2 separate regions of the Homo sapiens genome follow, and region 1 is linked to region 2. The links are chromatin loops, found by intact Hi-C in ENCODE. Cell type or tissue: mesothelial cell of epicardium. All regions are shown on one strand. Each heading gives the region's core, and the rest is flanking DNA. Links, peaks and the distances in the headings are about the cores only. Region 1 has its middle 200 kb from the start of LINC01624. Region 2 has its middle 98 kb from the start of LINC01624.

Region 1 (2,911 bases), core at 119-2,618, 100 kb before region 2:
TAGGAGAGCCTCCCATGTGATCACGAGTAGAAGTAGGAAAGCCTCCCATGTGATCACAAATAGAAGTAGGAGAGCATCCCATGTGATCAAGAGAAGTAGGAAAGCAGAGACCCTTGCTTTATTCCAGTCTTCGGGGGAAGACATCCAATCTTTCACCATTAATTATGTCAGTTGTTGGTTTTTCACAGATACCCTTCATCAATTTGCTGAATATTTTAATTAAATAGATGTTGGATTTTATCATGTGCTTTGTCTACATCCATTGAGATGATCATGTGGTTATTTTTTCTTAATTTTTTAATATGGTAAATTATACTGATTACTCTTGACTAAATTACCTTTGCATTGCTGAGATAAACCTCACTTAATGGTGTATTATCACTTTTACAAACTGTTGGATGTGATTTTATAAAATTTTGTTTAAAATTTTCATCTGTGTTTGTGAAGTTTTATTTTCTTTCAATGTCCTTGTCTAGTTTTTATGTCATAGTCATGCTGCCCTCATAGAATGAGGTGGAAAGTATTTCTTCCTCTTCAATTTTCCAGAAGACTTTGTATAAAGTTTGTATTATTTCTCTTTGGATATTTGGAAGAATTCACCAGTGAAGCCCTTTGGCCTGGAATTTTATCTGTGGGAGGTTTTTAATTAAAATTTTAATTCCCTTAATAGATATAGGGCTATTCATGTTACCTACGATTTTACTTCCTTAATACGTTTTTCTTTTTTTCTTTCTTTTAGCATGTAAGTTTTGGTACTTTGTGTCTTTCAAAGAATTTGTCCATTTCAACTAAGTTGTTTAACTTATTGGCATGATTGATGGACACGTTTCTCCCAGGCCATAGATTTTGCTTTGAAATCTGCAGCCTCCCCTGTCTGATAGGAAGGTGTTCATGTATTCCTGGATTACCCTTTTCATATGTGTGGGATCTGTAACAATGTTACCTTTGTCTTTCCTGGCATTTTGTCTTCTTTTTTGGTCCCTGGTTAGTCTGACTAGAGGTTAACAAGGTTTACAAATCTTTCAAATAACTAGTTTTTGGTTTTGTTGGTTTTCTCCTTTTGTGTCTTCCGTTTTATGGATTTCTACTCTTGGTTTTATCATTTCCTTTACTCTGCATATTGTGAATTTAATTTTCTCTTCTTCTAGTTCCTTGCCTACCTCAATTCTCTGTCTAATTCTGGGTCCTTGGCCATTCCCACCTCAGTTAACAGAAAATGCCAAGACATACCACTTGCTGGTGTCCAAACCCAAGATGAGCCCAGAATTTTTCTTCGCCTCACATTCCACACAGAATCCCTGAGCAGTCTTGCAAGCTCTGGCTTCAGGAGTGGTCCCAGCCCCGCCACGCCTGTGCCATGCTGCCAGGCCAGCAGCCTTCCCACGTGCCTTCCCGCCTACCCTGCGCTCCACCTGCAGCACAACCATGCAAACACAAATCAGAGAACACTCACTCTTGGAGCCCAGAGCCACCCGTCAGAAGCGCAGCCTCCTTGGCCTCACGGGGAGCCACCCACAGTCAACGGCCCACGAAGCCTGCATGTGAGTCACTGCAGGGTGCAGGCAGCCCCGGGCCCTCCATGACAGGGATGTTCCCAGATGCAGCTGAGCAGGGGCAAACCACCCCCCGCCATTCCACATCCAGACTTCTGACTCAGAACCCATAGTGGCTGTTTTTTGAAAAACGAAGCAAAGCTGTAAATTGGGTCACATTATACTCTGCTTAAAACCCTATACTAACAGTCTGGCAGTTCCTCAAAAGCTAAATGTAGAATAACTATATGACCCAGAAATTCAACTTGCAAATATAGAACCACGAGAAATGAGAATGTAGACCACACAAAACCTTGCATGCAGATGCCTGTGGCAGTGTCGCCTATCATAGCCATAAGGTGCCAACAACCCAAATGCCCATCAACTCAGGAACAGAGAAACAAAACCTGGTCCATCCAGACAATAGAGTATTATTTGGTAATAAACAGAAATGAGTGCTGGTGGACCGAGGAGGAGGCAAAGCAGGGGCACAGAGCGCCCAGGGACGTGTGGCCACTGTCGGGACTGTTTGGTGCCACAGGATGGCTGGGCTGGGGCTTGGCCTGCAGGATGGGCTGGAAATGCTCTTAATTCCTCGGAAGCTAAGAGACACCTGAGAAGGAGGGACAGCCTGGGCCTGGGAGCCGGGTGGACATAGGAAAAGGCTTTTAGTTTTTCAAAAACTGAGCAATAAAAGACTTGGACTTGTTTTTTAAAAATTTGTAGAAGAGATAAGAACAAAAAATCTAGAAACTGGAAAAAATTTCAAGTTGATGAGGCCTTGACTCAATAATGACCTTGTATCTATGATTTGCTTTCTCATTCACTCATTCACTCATTCAGTGAATATTCAAGAAACCCACACTGAGAAACTGCTGTGTGCAGCCTCCGTGTCACACACACGTGTGCCCCTCCTGCATCGCTACCTCGGAACACGTGTGTTCAGGCATGGATGCATCTGTGTGGGTGTTCGTGCACTGCAGCCGCACCAGCTCCCGAATGTTGCCTGTCAGACCGGCAGTGTGTGCCCGGTTCCGATTCCAAGAGCATCTTCTCCAGAACTCTGGCGGCCGGGCCAGGGAGGAGCGTGGACTGTCCCATGGAAACGCGGCCCGGGAGGGCTTAACTGAGGACAGCTGACATAAGAAGCTATTGACAAAACACCACACACTGGGGGTGTAAACAACACACATTTATTTTTTTACAGTCCTGGAGGCTGGAGGTCCAAGATCCAAGTTCCTGCAGACTTCGTGCCTGGTGGGCTCTGGGCCTGGCATGCAGGCAACGGCCTCCTGGCTGTGTCCGAAAACAGTGGAGAAAAAGAAGGGGAGAGGGAAGGAGGGGAGAGAGGGGCAAGAAAGAAAGAGGAAGAGAGAGAG
Region 2 (2,911 bases), core at 197-2,696:
ACTGAAAAATTTACATGGACACAGCCCTCAATCATCTTAGGTCACCCACTGAATTTCTAGGCAAGGACCTGTTTTCTTTCCAGGGAAGCCACGCGGGCCCACATTTCACTGCTTCCGAATCAGCTCCAGCCACCCCCGGCGTGACGCAGCCGAGCAGCTGCCCGGCCATGCCCACCCGTCCCTGCCCCTGACTCTGCCGTAGCTGATTTGGGGGAGGCAGGGGGCATATAAACGTGAATTTGCAGCATGCCGGGCGAAGACGATCGTCGATTAGCAAGTACTTTCATAAATCCAGAGTGAGGCGGCAACAGAAAAATGGCTGAAATGGCCTCACTGACTCACTGCCCCTTTATTCAACAACATCTGTGGGGCCTCCCGCGAGGCAGGCGCTACTGCGCAGGTGCACGGGGAAAGGGTTCCTCGTGGCCAGCGTCTCTGCACGCCACGCCTTCCATAAGGCAGCACTTCTTACCCCAGCTCCCCCTGTCGTCTTCCAGGGCCGGTCTCATTTCAGCTTAACATTCCTAGACCAGCCTACAACACCCTAAATAATTTACCCCAAAACCTCAGTCTCCCTGTCTCTGTCCTAAGGACACCAGCAGACTCATAACATGAGGCAACCCTTTCTTTCTCTCTCTGATGATGTAAAGCTGCTTAATTTTTTACTGGCTAGGTCTGCTCTCCCATGAAATATTTATTCCCACGTGGCCCCAGAGCATTTCTTTGCTTGGAAAGCAGCCCCCACCTCTGCCACCCCAGAGAGGAGACATCGGAGCTCTCAGGAGGGGTTGACTCAGAGAGGAGAGGACAGAGGGGAGCTGTATTGCTGGGGACCAGGCTGGGGTCTCAGGGCCTGAGCCCCCTTCCCTGACCTGCACCCAGCCCTGGCCCGAGGCAGCCAGATGAGGTCATGGTCACCATGAATATTTAAGGAGATCGTTTTAATGTTCACACATGGATTGCTGCTGAAATGCAATCCCCCATCACCGTAGGTGCTTCCTGGATGCCCTGGAGAAATAGGTCTCTGTGGAACCAGGGCCAAGGGAGAGGAAGAAGGGGCAGGGCCCTGACCAGGACTCAGCTGTGAGGCAGGGCCCAGCAGGCTCAGGAGTGCATTGTCTCAGGGAGATCGACATGGAACACCAAACAGCTTCATTTTATCATGGCAGCCCCTCCCGGTTTAGACCAGGAAAATTAATTTGTAAATGCTCTAGAAATAAATGAGAGAGAGAGAGAGAGAGACAGAGAGAGAGAGACAGAGACAGAGAGACAGAGACAGAGAGACCGAGAGACAGAGAGACAGAGACAGAGAGAGAGAGACACAGAGAGAGAGAGACAGAGAGAGACAGAGAGACACAGAGAGAGAGAGAGAGAGAGAGAGAGAGAGAGAGAGAGAAGCCAACACTAACCCTAGCTGCTTCTGCTGCTTCTGCCGTTTAGGAAGCTTGGCAGGAGAACCACCTCCGCCTGCCCCTCAATCTTGGCCTCCAACTTCCCAGTTTCTATTTCAACCAGAAGAGAAAATGCTGAGCCCTCACTGACCATGGGAGAGTCAGCTGCTCAGCTGCTCAACCCCGCGGCCTCAGAAGGGGCAGAGGTCTCAGGCCTACCGGCCTGTGGTGGCCTCCTTATTCTCCAGAGCCGTCCTGGGCCAGGGGCCGCCCAGCCCACTGCCCGAGCCAAGCACCCTCCCCGCTAGGGCCAGACGGAACCCCATGTGGGGTGAAGGCAGAGCCAAGCTGAAAACCAAGGAGAGGCTGTACCCAGGCAGTCCCAGCCACCTGCAAGGGGCAGCACCGTCCAAGATTCCGTCGAGTATGAGACACCTTGGAACGTTATTTAGACAGATTCGTAAAACGTTTTATGCCCAGGGATTTGATAAGCCTTTGAAACATGATAACTAAATATAGAGAAGCCACAGAAGCAGAGAGAGGTCCACTTGGCTCAGGGGACGGCACTGCTTTCCTGGGGCTGGGGACCCTTAGCAAGTGCTGGCACTGGGCACCCACACAGCAGGAAGGTCTCGCAGTCCTGGAGGCCGACGTGAGACCAGGCATCTGGCAGGGCCAGGCTCCCTCTGAAGGCGCCGGGAAGGGCCTGTCCCAGGCCTCCTCCTGGGCTTTGGTGGGCATTTTCTCCTGCCTCTGTGCCACCATCCCTCTAGGCCCGCCTGGGTCCACGCCCCTTTTATAAGGACACTGGTCACACTGGTCAGGGGTGACCCCGTGGCCTCATCGTCACACACACCTTCAATGACCCTGTCTCCAAAGAAGTCACGCTCTGAGTCTAGGGTCAGGCCGCCCACCTGCGGATGTGGGGGCACAGGTTAGCCCATCACAGACCTGAGTCCGCGGCTGGGCCCAGCCACGACTCCGCGACTACCCCCCAGCCTCCCTCGAGGAATCACATGTTGTGGTTTCTTAGTGGGTAGATTCATGAGTTACCATATGGGATTACAGGGTGCTCGCTGAGCAGCGTGACGGGGTGGGGGACACAGTCATCCCCGGAACTGAGCACTGAGGGAGGGCACCTGGGCTGAGGGGGTCCTGGGGCGGCTGTGGGCCCAGCAGCATCCTGGCCTGGGGCAGAGCTGACCGACCCCTTATGTATGACCCGGCCAGGCGGCGAGGCCAGCACCCCCAAGTCCTGGGCCGGACACCAGATGCCAGAGCTTCACGGAGCCCCTCACCCACCTGCTCACCTCAGCGGCTGGCACCAAGGCGCCAACAGCATCCCACAGCTGGGGAGGAAAACTGGAATGCAGGCCCCCAGTGCCAGCAGGGCTCGCTGTGAAAGGAGAGGTGAGGCTGGGTCCGGATGTCAGGCAGGGGCAGCTGCCGCCGTTGGGGCCTGGGCTCCATGGAAAGGGGCTCAGGGAAGGGCCCGTCGCGCACCCCAGTGACACGTGTGC

What was found. A loop is a pair of places that touch in the nucleus more often than their neighbours do. Peaks named below come from ENCODE experiments on the same cell type or tissue, not always from the same donor. Only the 100,000 strongest peaks of a DNase experiment are listed, where the experiment ranks them.
Region 1: a loop joins it to region 2, with 12 times the contacts of the local background. A loop is called at or near these places in 1 of 110 quality-filtered maps.

The regions. Positions count from the first base shown.
Region 1 is chr6:170,072,560-170,075,470 of GRCh38, forward strand. No RefSeq gene overlaps it. Among named protein-coding and RNA genes, the nearest start is that of LINC01624, 200 kb to the right of the region's middle. RefSeq lists enhancers at 924-1,475, 1,476-2,027. In mesothelial cell of epicardium, for the core only: no CTCF peak of the experiment used is centred there; DNase peaks (open chromatin) are centred at 1,442, 2,056 and 2,572.
Region 2 is chr6:170,172,755-170,175,665 of GRCh38, forward strand. No RefSeq gene overlaps it. Among named protein-coding and RNA genes, the nearest start is that of LINC01624, 98 kb to the right of the region's middle. In mesothelial cell of epicardium, for the core only: no CTCF peak of the experiment used is centred there; DNase peaks (open chromatin) are centred at 337, 807, 1,687, 2,467 and 2 weaker places.